2 separate regions of the Homo sapiens genome follow, and region 1 is linked to region 2. The links are chromatin contacts, found by Hi-C or POLR2A ChIA-PET in ENCODE. All regions are on one chromosome and are shown on one strand. Each heading gives the region's core, a stretch centred on a gene start or an enhancer-like site at or near the end of the contact. The rest is flanking DNA. Distances are from core to core; before and after follow the strand shown. Region 1 overlaps LINC01374 (long intergenic non-protein coding RNA 1374). Region 2 has its middle 130 kb from the start of LINC01375.

Region 1 (6,860 bases), core at 2,542-5,041, 230 kb after region 2:
CATACTGGCTCGCTGTCGATAAAAATGAAACATTTTATTTCTCAAATCCTCATCCTCAATTGGTTCATCTTATGCTCCAGTGGGTAACATTTCTACTTTTTGAGACTTTTGAGAGTTTAAATGGCTTGTATCATTTTGCTTGGGATTTTTGTTTTCTCTAGAATTGAAGGAGAAGTGAATTTCACTGACCAGTAACAGAGTAAGTATTTCTGGAATCTGCTCAAGTTTGCACATAGAATTTAGCATCATCTTGATTATTTAAAAATTTAGCTGTGAACATAAATATCTAAATATATCTGCCTACACATATAGACAACTGATTTCCTCAAGAATTAAATATGAAGATTTATTTATTTGTTCATTCAAGGAATATTTTATTTAGAAATAAATATATTCTCAGTGGTTCTGTGCTAGTGGTAATATTTAAAAGATTGATACAACAAAGTCCGTGTCCTCAAGTAACTTACTGCCTGGAGAAAAAAAGACAGTCAACTAAGCAAACACCAGATGCAGTAGGTAGGAAACAGAACAATCTCTCCATGTCTCATTACAAAATCTTTATCGCCCATTAGTCCAGAGAGGGGTGAAGGAGGCATCTATCATTCTGGTCTGAAACACTGGCACACAGTAAGAAATAGCATGCCCAGTGATGCTAGGTCTAGCCTGTGGGAAAAAAAACACAAAAACTGTAACTTAGATGTTTATATTTAGTCCTATCTCAACTTTTCCCTCTCGCCACTCTCAGCTCCAGCTATAAAATTATCCCTCCATTGCCACTTGACATTAATGAGAAATAATAATAATAGCTAACATTTATTACTACCAGGCAGGCACTACACTATGTTCCTGACATATTGTTGTGCATTACATCCTAATGGCAACTACTAGATAGCATCATCATTATCCTCATGTCAGTATAATAAATGGAGAAACATAAAGGCTAAAGAATTTGCACAAAGAATTTGGACTCAGGTAATCTGCTCAGTATCCAATGTCTACACCATCATTGTTTACTGGAACTGATACACTAAATCATTTTTCTGACCAAAAACTAGTGTATGGTGTCCCACTTCCCACCCCTTTCCCCTCAAAAGCTATTTTCATTTTAAAGAACGACTTGATTTAAAAGCCTTCTGCACAGCAAAAGAAATAACCAGCAGAGTGAAAAAAACAATCCACAGAGTAGGAGAAAACATTTGCAAACTATATATCTAACTAAGAACTAATATCCAGAACCTACAAGGAACTCAAACAAATCTGCAAGAAAAAATAATAATAATCCCATCAAATAGTGGGCAAAGGACATGAGTAGACAATTCTCAAAAGAAGATATACAAATGGCCAAGAAAAATATGAAAAAATGCTCAACATCACTAATTATCAGGGAAAGACAAATTAAAACCACAATGAGATACCACCTTACACCTGCAAGAATAGTCATAATTTAGATATCAAAAAATAATAGATATTGGCATGGATGCAGAGAAAAGGGAACACTTTCACACTGCTGGTGGGAATGTAATGAGTATAACCACTATGGAAAATAGTATGGAGATTCCTTAAGGAAATGAAAGTAGAGCTGCCATTCGACCCAGCAGTCCCACTACTGGATATCTACCCAAAGGAAAAGAAGTCATTATATGAAAAAGACACATGCACACACATGTTTACAGCAGCATAACTCGCAATTGCAAAATATGGACCCAATGTAAATGCCCATCAACCAATGAGTGGATAAACAAATGTGGTATATATGCACCATGGAATACTACTCAGCCTTAAAATTGAATGGAACTATGGCCTTTGCAGCAACTTGGATGGAGTTGAAGGCCCTTATTCCAAGTAATGTAACTCAGGAATGGAAAACCAAATACCATATGTTCTCACTTAAAAGTGGGAGCTAAGCTATGAGGAGGCAATGGCATAAGAAGGATATAATGGACTTTGAGGATTTGGCAGGGAAGGATGGAGGAGGGTGAGGGATAAAAGACTACATATTGGGTACAGTGTTCACTGCTCAGGTGATGGGTGCATGAAAAACCTCAGAAATCATCACTAAAGAACTTATCCACGTAACCAAAAGCCACCTGTACCCCCAAAACTATTGAAATTAAACAAATAAATAAAAATTAAAAAGAAGGACTTGAATCCATTGTGTTGGAATGTCAGGCATTGTGAAATGATAAGGGGACAGCACACCCAGAGATGCTACTACGAGGTCCTCCAGCCTATTGAAAAAAAACTCTATCTTAGTTGTTTATATTTTGTCCTATTTCAACTTTTCCCTCTCTCAACTCCCAATGCCTGGGAACAGACCCTGATACTGTCCCTAAAAAGCACCAAACAGTCATTTGGCATGTACTTTTAAGAAGCAGGGAGCTGAACAAATTAGGCTTTAGATTAATATGCAAATGACTCACATAACAATTAAAAAGGAGTCAAAGTCTGTTCCTGACTCACTTTCATCCCCTCTTGAGAGCTGAGAATTAGGCCCCAAACACCCTGCCATAAGCCCAGTAATCTCAGCAATTACTGTGCACACATAAGTGGCATGAGTCATCCCAGCTCATGCAAGATGAAGAGTCTGAGGTAACAATCACATTTTAAGGCACTTTAAACTTTTTCAAGTAGGGCTCTGTTTCGTTTTTTTAACTTTCACTGCACTTCTTCCCAAGTTAAAAGGATAGCTATAATAATACCTATCCTAAAGATAAACTCAGAACCAGCCAAGCATTACCCCACATAACATGACTACCAAATGCCAGAGCCTTACTCTTGCTAGGCACAGCTCTTTCTATAACTTGCTTTTCTCCCTGTGAACTGTTTCTCATCCTCCAAAACCCAACACAAATGCCACCTCTTCTGAGAAGACATCCCCCAGGAGGAATGAGTCACTCTCATCTTCTGTGTGCTCTCAAAACAGTTTGTAACACACCAAATATCTCTTGTAGCCCTTGTGTATTGGTTCTGGTTAGAGGGACCTCTTTTATACATCAAGAGTGCTTAGTATAGCACAGGGGTCGGCAAACTGCAGTGTGCAGACCAAATCTGGCCCACCGTTCCTCTATAGCCCTTGAACTAAGTATAGCCTTTATATTTTTAAAGAGTTGTGAAGAAGAGGAAAAAGAAGAAAAAAAGAAAGGCAGAAGAAGAAAGAAGAAGGAGGGGGAGGAGGAGGAGGAAGGAGGAAGAGGAGGAAAAGGAGGAGGAGGGGGAAGAGGAGGAGGAGGGGGAAGAGGAGGAGGAAGAGGGAGAAGAGGAGGAGGAGGAGTGGAAGAGGAGGAGGAGGAGGAAGAAGAGGAAGAGGAGAGGGAAGAGGAGGAGGAGGGGGAAGAGGAGGAGTAGGGAAAAGGAGAGAGAGAAGGAGAAGGGGAAGGAGAAGGAAGAAGAGGAAGAGGAGGAGGAGAAAAAAGAAAAAGAATATGTGACAGAGTCTGTATGTGACCTGCAAAGCCTAACATATTTCCTATCTAGTCCTTTACCATGATAGCAGGGGCCCAATCATGGATCACTATGTAAATTTATTGCTGATCAGGCCCTAACCTACCTTTCTAGCCATCTCTTCAGTAAACCTTATGCTCCAGACATACAGAACCAATAGGATTTACCAAATATTTTGGACTTTTTCACACCTCAATATTCTTTGCTCATGATCAGTTTTCCCTTTTGGCTTGCCTGATAGTGTGTGTCTGTGTGTGTGTGTGTGTGTGTGTGTGTGTGTGTGTGTGTGTGTGTGTACACATTGGCCCCGTTTCATTAACTTATTGTTGCTATGGCTGGTTTCACTTTCCTTTTCTTTGTTATTCGGATAGAGTTTACATGCAGAGAAATCCACTAAACTTAAGTGTGCAGCTCAAAAACATCTGCTAAAAAACATACATCTCTATCAAGACAAAACTTTTCCAACACCCCAGAAAGTTTCCTCATATCTCTCCCCAACTGGTCTCATCCCCTACCCTAAGCCAAAAGACAACTAATAGTCTGCATTTCTGTCTCCACAGATTCATTTTGCCTGCTATAGAGCTTCATGTAAACAAAATCATACAGTATTTACTCTTTAGTGACCATTTTTTTTTACTTAGCATACTATGTGAGACTCTTCCAGTGGCTCATACCAGTTCACAAGAGCTGAATGCTAAATTTTCAGAAACTCTGAGAGCTGGTTGTTAAAAAAACTATCATCAAAAATTAAATTATATAAACTTACAATTAAATGACATTTTAAAAACAAAAATAATAATCAAAGGACATTATTTCCTAAGTATTTCCTACATTTTATTACATATTCTCTTGAAGTTACTTACAACCATTTTATCTGTATAGTGGTATGCTACTGAGCACCTCTTTCCAATTCCACGTTTCATAGGTAGGTTGAAATGGGCCAGTGTGAGTTACTACACCATGGAAATCAGCAAACACTACAAATAAGGACTTTTTAAAGTTATCAACAATATATTTAAAGCTAGTTAAACATTTATCACTAGGTCTATGTTGTCACATGTATCAATAGCTCCTTCATTTTTATTGCTGAATAGTACTCCATTGTATGATTATATTGCAATTTCTTCTTATTGTTTGAAGAATATTTGTGTTGCTAACACTTTTTTAGTATGAATAAAGCAACTATAAACATTCTTCTGTAAGCATTTCTGTTGCCTTGTGCTCCCATTTATTTTGGTAAATGCCTTGGAGAGCCGAAGGATAGGTATATGCTTAACTTTATAAGAAACTGACACACTTTTTCCAAGGAGGTTATGCAATTTCAAGGTTCCACAAGCAACACTGAGAGTTTCAGTTGCTTCACACTCTTAATTACATTGGCATCATCAGTTTCTCCTTTCTGCCACTCTATTACATGTGTAGTGATACCCCATTGGGGTTTTAATTTTTATTTCCTTGATGATTAATAATTTGAGAATTTTTCATGTGTTTATGGGTCATTGTATATTTTTTACTATGAATTTTCTGGCCAAGACTTTTGCAGTTTGGGAGGGTTGTTTTTATTTTTTTTAATATTGAGAAGTATAAGTTCTTTATATATTCCCAAAAGAAGATTTTTACTAAATATTTTTTACTATTTTCTCCCCTGTTAATGACATATCTATTCCTATTATTGATGTCTTTTGATAAAGAGAAGTTTTAAATTTTTCTGAAGTCCAATTTTTATCAATTTTGCCCTTTTTGGATTCTGCTTTCTGTGACTTTTCTTTTCTAGAAAATATTTGTCAACACAAGTCATGAAGATTTTCTCCTATGTTTACTTCTAGAAATTTAAAGATTTGGTTTTCATATTTAGGCCTATGATCCATTTTGAAATAATTTTTGTGGATGGTATAAGTGAGGTAGGAAGCAAGGTTCATTTTGGTTTTCTTGAAAGATAGTCATTTCTTCCAGCACTATTTTCCATTTAATTCTTTTGGTAATTCAGAAATTAGTTGACTATATTAATGTAGGTCTATTTCTGGTTTCTATCCATTCCATGATTTATTTGCCTATCCCTACATCAATATTACAGTGTCTTGATTACTGTAAGCTTTATGGTAAATTTTAAAATAACTTTTTTCTGTTATCTTTCAAAATTTGTTTATGCTAGGTCTTTTGTATATCTACATAATTTTTTAGGTCAGCTTGTTAATTTCTAAAAAGAAAAGTCTTGATATTTTGATTGAGATTGCATTGATCAATTTGGGGAGAATGGACATCTTAATAATATTGTGTTTTATGATTCATGAACATGCTATAATATCTCTTCATTTATTTAGGCCTTCTTTAAGTCTTTCTATAATATTTCTTACTTTTTAGCAGAAGGCTCTTACATAGTTCTCATTAAATTTGTCCTACAGTACTTTTTTATGCTGTTACAAATGTTGTGGTTTTTAAAGGTTATTTTCCAGTTGTTCATTGCTAGTATATAGAAGTACAATTAAACGCATCATGATCTTGAACCATGAGGCCTAGCTACATTCACTTACTGGTTCAATTTTTCACTTTTTTTTTCACTTTCGGTAGATTCCTTAAAATTTTCATTGCAGACAATCACACCAAATGTGAACAAAGCCAGTTTTACTTCTTTTCCAATCTGAATGCCTTTTGTGCCTTATTACACTGGCTAAGACCTCCAGGACAGTATAGGAAAAAAAGATGATGAGAGCAGACATCCTTGCCTTGTCCCCAGTCTCAGTGGAAAAGTGTTCAGCTATTCATTATTAAGTACAATGGCAGATGTAGGCTTTTCATAGATGCTTTTTATCAAACTGAGGACATTTCCTTATATTCATATTTTTCTTACTAGAGAATAAAAACTGAAATAGCAAGTAAATCTACCACAGACAGATATTGCTAAACTTTCAATGCTTTGTCCAGCACTTCAAATTTGATTAAAAAAAAAAAAGGTTATTGTTGAAAAAATGAATGAGTGACCGAACAGAGAAAAAAATATTTAAACTCTACTTCCAGAAATAAAGACACTGCCCAAGATGTACAACCAAGCAGTAATCTTCTCTTTCATTTGGGGGTACTTTAGGGTTCTCAAAGGAATTTCCCATGCAGTGTCACCTATCAGTTCCCCATCAGGGTATCATCAAGTAATCTACCTTGGAACAATGAGAAACAATCTTTGCTAAACTTCTCTGTTCAACACAAAGTGTATCAAAATCTAGAGAACTCAAAGAAGATCCACAGGAGAGCAACAAAAACAGAAATTAAACAGGCTTTCCAAGGAGAGATTAAAAGAATAGGAATTGTTTCAGTTAGAGGAGTAGAAAGTGACTATAAATTTTCAAGCCATAAAAGAATACCACATAAACAATGGTAGTTAGCCATGAGCCAGTTTCACTGAAGACAGAAAAGGACAAAGCTGA
Region 2 (6,217 bases), core at 1,483-3,982:
ATGCTTCAGGAAAACCTTGCTAATCTGGCATGGTCCTATATGATGGTCTTGCCTCAGTGTGCCTTTGACATTAATGAGTAATTTATGGAGAAACAATATATTTTATCTCTCAAAATTGGCCTTTGCAATCTCACACAACCACCTCTTCTGAGATAGTCCCTGGGCCTTGAGGAGTTAAATAGCTTTAATTTCTGGCCTGTGTTTCAGGAATGCAGTTTATTTTGATTGGCATCTTCTACTAGGCCGGAATATGAGGCTTTAATTGCTTTCGGTGTTTAAAATTTAGCAGAACCTGGCATCATTTTACACCCAGGAGTCAAAGCCCTGTAACTCAATGTCACAAGTACTTTAGAAGTGCATACAGAGAGATACTCAGATGTAATCATCTTAATTTAAAAATTTTTTAATCTTAGTTTTTTTCTGAGCAAACTAAAACTTAATAGTAATGTGACAACTTGATCGTATAAAAGTTTGTTTTTTAAAAAAATATATAAATCCTTTTGTTGGGACTTACACAGACTATTCATGCCTGGACTTTCTGGTTTATCCTAAACATCCCTCCTTCTAAAACAGCCAGTCATTTTACTCTAGGACTAAATTTACTATACAAGATTCTTTCTTAATGAAATTATTTATCTTTAAGCTTTCTTACTAAAAAAAAAAAAAAGAAAAGAAAAAAAAACCTGTTTATTTTTATGACTTTCTTTACATTTTTTTTTATTTTCTGGTTTCTTTTACCTTGTTTTATACATGATCTTTAAATAAGCTTTGAATTAGACAAAGATTGTTCACCATTTTTAAAAGGACACAACTTTTTATTTTTTAGAATGTTTTTCTACAATTATATTTTCATTAGCAAATACCCAAATATTATGATGAATTTCTCTACAAGTATTTATCCTATTACATTTACACAGTTTTCTTTTGTTTACCTAGATTATTTGTGAAAACTATGATAGTCATTATTTTAAGTTATGAAACCACCATTACAAAATTATAACTGAGACAGTAAAAAAGATTTGACCTAGCTGACTTCATCTTGCTTTTAACCTCCAAGCTGTCCTTGTTCATTCCTGGGTGCGGGCCGAACTAACTTTGGGAGGAACTTAGTTTACAGTTCAGCTTTGTAACAAAGATGACAGCAAACCTTATTGCCTTTGGACTAGACTGCCTAAAGCTACAAGATTAAAAGTTATAGTAATCGGCTGAAAGTGGTAGCTCATGTCTGTAATCCCAGCACTTTGGGAGGCCAAAGTGGGTGGGTCACTTGAGGTCAGGAGTTCAAAACCAGCCTGACCAACATGGTGAAACCCTGTCTCTACTAAAAATACAAAAATTAGCCAGGTGTGGTGGTGGGTGCCTGTAGTCCCAGCTACTCAGGTGGCTGAGGCACAAGAATCACTTGAACCCAGGAGGCAGAGGTTGCAGTGAGCCAAGATTGCACCACTGCACTTCAGCCTGGGTGACTGAGACTCCATCTCAAAAAAAAAAAAAAATTATGATAATCTTACTAAATTAAAGATGTAACAAGTTTTATTAAACTAATATCAATGTCTTATCTATTAAAGATTACACAAGCAAAGATCATTCTGTTTTGGGTTGGGTGTATAGTTTTGTAATCCCTATGCCAAATTTTGACACCTTACAGTGTTTGGCAGGGATAAGTATGAAATTGGGTGATTAATAAATGCAAAAAAAAGTATGTTGGCAAATTCTTAAGACATTTCTAATATTATTTTACCAATAATTTAAAGTCAGCTTATTTATTAAAGATTTTACTTAAATCAGGTGAACTTGAAAAAGTTCTCTTTTTTCTTTAGTATCTGATTTAAGCACTTTTATTATTTGTTAAGCCAATTAATTAGAGCTCTTTTATATAATTTTAGTAGTGAAACATTGTGTACACAACACATAAATATACCGATGCATTAGGCATGCTGATAGAAGCGCGTCTTACAGATTCACAAAGACCTCTTTTTTTCCCTTTTTTAAAAATCTTACCCTAGGCAGTTGTCAGCTTAATAGCCTTAAATTTGCATATTAAAGGAAACAACTGGGTGAAAAATAAGATAGCAAAATTTGCATCATAAGGTAGAAAGTCTGGTGGGCTAGCGGGAAATTAAAACAAATTTAATTGCCAATTGAACATACAATTATAGAAGTCTTTTATAAAGGCCTTCAAATATATACACGTACACATATACATACACACATACACACAAAGATTCTATTGTTTTTACTTCAGTACTTTAGTCATCAGATAAATGCAAATTTGTCAGCTTGCAAAAAAAAAAAAAAAAAACTGTTAAGTCCAAACAGTGGTTTTTATTTCAGTAGAAAAGTAACAGCAGATTTAAAGCAGGCAGAAAAGAAAAGAGAGAAAAGGGAAACCTAGGAACTCTTAATGTGTGGGTCAACCTTAAGGCTCTTTTTCCCTAATGTAAATGTGCACAAAGACCATATTACTTCCATTTTTCTCTGGCAAGTAGAGGTGCCATAAAACCTACAGAGTGATCAAAAGGGGGTCATTCCCCTTGTTTTCTCCTCATTATTTGATTATTTGTTTCCTGCTCTTTTTCTTTCTTTTTTTTTTTTTTTTTTTTTTTTTTCCTTAAAAGGAGGAACTGAGCTATGGCCTATGGTTTTCATGTGGTGGATTGATATGTGCTTTTTGTGGGCAAGGCTCCACAGTGTGTCACCACTGAGTCATTTACACCTTCTTACATGTCTCAGAACTTATATGCGTTTCCTGGATGATTCACTTTCTAAAATCAATTTTTGTTGGGGATTTTCCTGCAGGATCACAGCATGTAGTAGGGGATCAACACCCCAGACTTTCCCACAAGACCCCTGGTCACCCAGGGGTACCTTTTGGCTGGAAGGAGCAAATGCCCTTTTTCTTTAGCACTGGGAAAACTCAGTCTCTCATTAACCCATGAAAACAACAGTTGAGTTCCTCATGCAAATGCTCACAGACAAATCAAATTAAGATTAATTTTGGAAGAAAAAGCAATAGAGAAGGCCCTTTAGAATGCATCTCTGAACTAGAATTAGAATCCATAAACAACAACTTCCTAAAAGAGAAAAGAAAAACAAAACAGCCAAGACCACTTCCTGTTCTCATCCTAATTCTCATCCACCATTATACATGCCAAGGTCAAATTCCCTCACAGTGAAAAGTCATCTCTGGCACTCCAAAAGCCAAAGAGGTCAAATCATGCAATATAGGAAAACAGAGCTTTAGACCTAAAAAGAATTTGCCCATGACTCTTGAAACTCCACAAAGAAAACAAAACACCCCAAAAGGGGGTGAGTGGTGACTTTGTCCTAAATTCTTTAAAGGGGTTCAAGTCATTGTCAGGCCTCTGAGCCCAAGCCAAGCCATCGCATCCCCTGTGACTTGCATCTGGATATGCCCAGATGGCCTGAAGTAACTGAAGAATCACAAAAGAAGTGAATATGCCCTGCCCCACCTTAACTAATGACATTCCACCACAAAAGAAGTGTAAATGGCCGGTCCTTGCCTTAACTGATGACATTACCTTGTGAAAGTCCTTTTCCTGGCTCATCCTGGCTCAAAAAGCACCCCCACTGAGCACCTTGCCACCCCCCATTCCGGCCCACCAGAGAACAAACCCCCTTTGACTGTAATTTTCCTTTACCTACCCAAATCCTATAAAACGGCCCCACCCTTATCTCCCTTCACTGACTCTTTTCGGACTCAGCCTGCCTGCACCCAGGTGAAATAAACAGCCATGTTGCTCACACAAAGCCTGTTTGGTGGTCTCTTCACATGGACACGCATGAAATTTGGTGCCGTGACTCGGATCAGGGGACCTCCCTTGGGAGATCAATCCCCTGTCCTCCTGTTCTTTGCTCTGTGAGAAAGATCCACCTATGACCTCAGGTCCTCAGATCGACCAGCCCAAGGAATATCTCACCAATTTTAAATCAGGTAAGCGGCCTCTTCTCTCTTCTCCAACCTCTCTCACTGTCCCTCAACCACTTTCTTCTTTCCACTCGTCAATCTCTCCCTTCTCTTAATTTCAATTCCTTTCATTTTCTGGGAGAGACAAAGGAGATACGTTTTATCTGTGCACCCAAAACTCCAGTGCCGGTCACGGGCTGGGAAGGCAGCCTTCCCTTGGTGTTTAATCATTGGAGGGACACCTCTCTGATTATTCACCCACGTTTCAAAGGTGTCAGACCACGCAGGGATGCCAGCCTTGGTCCTTCACCCTTAGCAGCAAGTCCCGCTTTTCTGGGGAAGGGGCAAGTACCCCAACCCCTTCTCTCCTTGTCTCTACCCCTTCTCTGCTTTCCTGGGGCAGGGGCAAGTACCCCTCAACCCCTTCTCCTTCACTCTTAGCGGCAAGTCCCGCTTTTCTAGAGGAGGGCAAGTACCCCAACCTCGTATCTCTGTGCCCCAATCCCTTATTTCAGTGCCCCGACCCCTTATTTCCATGCCCCTACCCCTTATTTCTGCACCCCATCCCTTATTTTTGCACCCCAACCTCTTATCTCTGCACCCCAACCCCTTTTCCCACTTTTCTGGAAGGTAAGAACCTCCGAACCCCTTCCCTCTGTTTCTCTACTCTCTCTTTTCTCTAGGCTTGCTTCCTTCATTATAGGCAACCTTCTACCCTCCATTCCTCCTTCTACTCCCTTGGCCTGTGTTCTCAAAAACTTAAAACCTCTTCAACTCACACCTGACCTAAAACCTAAATGCCTTATTTTCTTCTGCAATGCCGCTTGACCCCAATACAAACTCGACAGTAGTTCCAAATAGCCAGAAAATGGCACTTTGAATTTTTCCATCCTGCAAGATCTAAATAATTCTTGTCATAAAATAGGCAAACGGTCTGAGGTGCCTGACGTCCAGGCATTCTTTTACACATCAGTCCCTTCCTAGTCTCTGTGCCCAGTGCAACTCGTCCCAAATCTTCCTTCTTTCCCTCCCGCCTGTCCCCTCAGTACCAACCCCAAGCATCGATGAGTCTTTCTAATCTTCCTTTTCTACACACCCATCTGACCTCTCCCTTCCTCCCCAGGCTGCTCCTCGCCAGGCCGAGCTAGGTCCCAATTCTTCCTCAGCCTCTGCTCCTCCACCCTATAATCTTTTTATCACCTCCCCTCCTCACACCTGCTCTGGCTTACAGTTTCGTTCCGTGACTAGCCCTCCCCAACCTGCCCAGCAATTTACTCTTAAAAAGGTGGCTGGAGCCAAAGGCATAGTCAAGGTTAATGCTCCTTTTTCTTTATCCCATATCAGAAGCGTTTAGGCTCTTTTTCATCAAATATAAAAATCCAGCCCAGTTCATGGCTCGTTTGGCAGCAACCCTGAGATGCTTTACAGCCCTAGACCCTAAAAGGTCAAAAGGCCGTCTTATTCTCACTATACATTTTATTACTCAATCTGCTCCCGACATTAAATAAAACTCCAAAAATTGGAATCTGGCCCTCAAACCCCACAACAGGACTTAATTAACCTCACCTTCAAGGTGTACAATAACAGAAAAAAGTTGCAATTCCTTGCCTCCACTGTGAGACAAACCCCAGCCACATCTCCAGCACACAAGAACTTCCAAACGCCTGAACCGCAGCGGCCAGGCGTTCCTCCAGAACCTCCTCCCACAGGAGCTTGCTACATGTGCCAGAAATCTGGCCACTGGGCCAAGGAATGCCCGCAGCCCAGGATTCCTCCTAAGCCGCGTCCCATCTGTGTAAGACCCCACTGAAAGTCGGACTGTTCAACTCACCTGGCAGCCACTCCCAGAGCCCCTGGAACTCTGGCCCAAGGCTCTCTGACTGACTCCTTCCCAGATCTTCTCGGCTTAGCGGCTGAAGACTGAAACTGCCCGATTGCCTTGGAAGCCCCCTAGAGCATCACGGATGCCGAGCTTCGGGTAACTCTCACAGTGGAAGGTAAGCCCGTCCCCTTCTTAATCAATACAGAGGCTACACACTCCGCATTACCTTCTTTTCAAGGGCCTGTTTCCCTTGCCTCCATAACTGTTGTGGGTATTGACGGCCAGGCTTCTAAACCTCTTAAAACTCCCCAACTCTGGTGCTAACTTAGACAATACTCTTTTAAGCACTCCTTTTTAGTTATCCCCACCTGCCCAGTTCCCTTATTAGGCTGAGACACTTTAACTAAATTACCTGCTTCCCTGACTATTCCTGGACTACAGCTATATCTCATTGCCGCCCTTCTTCC

The links. A loop is a pair of places that touch in the nucleus more often than their neighbours do. ChIA-PET counts read pairs that join two places held with the same protein, here RNA polymerase II (POLR2A). Pooled maps may share reads with other maps.
Region 1: a loop to region 2 is called in a pooled map, with 7 times the contacts of the local background. The contact joins two enhancer-like sites. A Hi-C loop is called at or near these places in 6 of 50 pooled maps. POLR2A ChIA-PET finds 5 or more read pairs at or near these places in 2 of 52 experiments (BJ and activated B cell).

The regions. Positions count from the first base shown.
Region 1 is chr10:89,857,807-89,864,666 of GRCh38, reverse strand. All of the region lies in intron 1 of LINC01374 (long intergenic non-protein coding RNA 1374), which reads right to left. Among named protein-coding and RNA genes, the nearest start is that of LINC01374, 7.3 kb to the right of the region's middle. Within about 2 kb of position 3,791, at least 5 of the 41 ENCODE cell types and tissues checked have a DNase peak (open chromatin) inside an H3K27ac peak, as active enhancers do.
Region 2 is chr10:90,083,931-90,090,147 of GRCh38, reverse strand. No RefSeq gene overlaps it. Among named protein-coding and RNA genes, the nearest start is that of LINC01375, 130 kb to the right of the region's middle. RefSeq lists a silencer at 2,667-2,756 and an enhancer at 3,137-3,816. Within about 2 kb of position 2,732, at least 3 of the 41 ENCODE cell types and tissues checked have a DNase peak (open chromatin) inside an H3K27ac peak, as active enhancers do.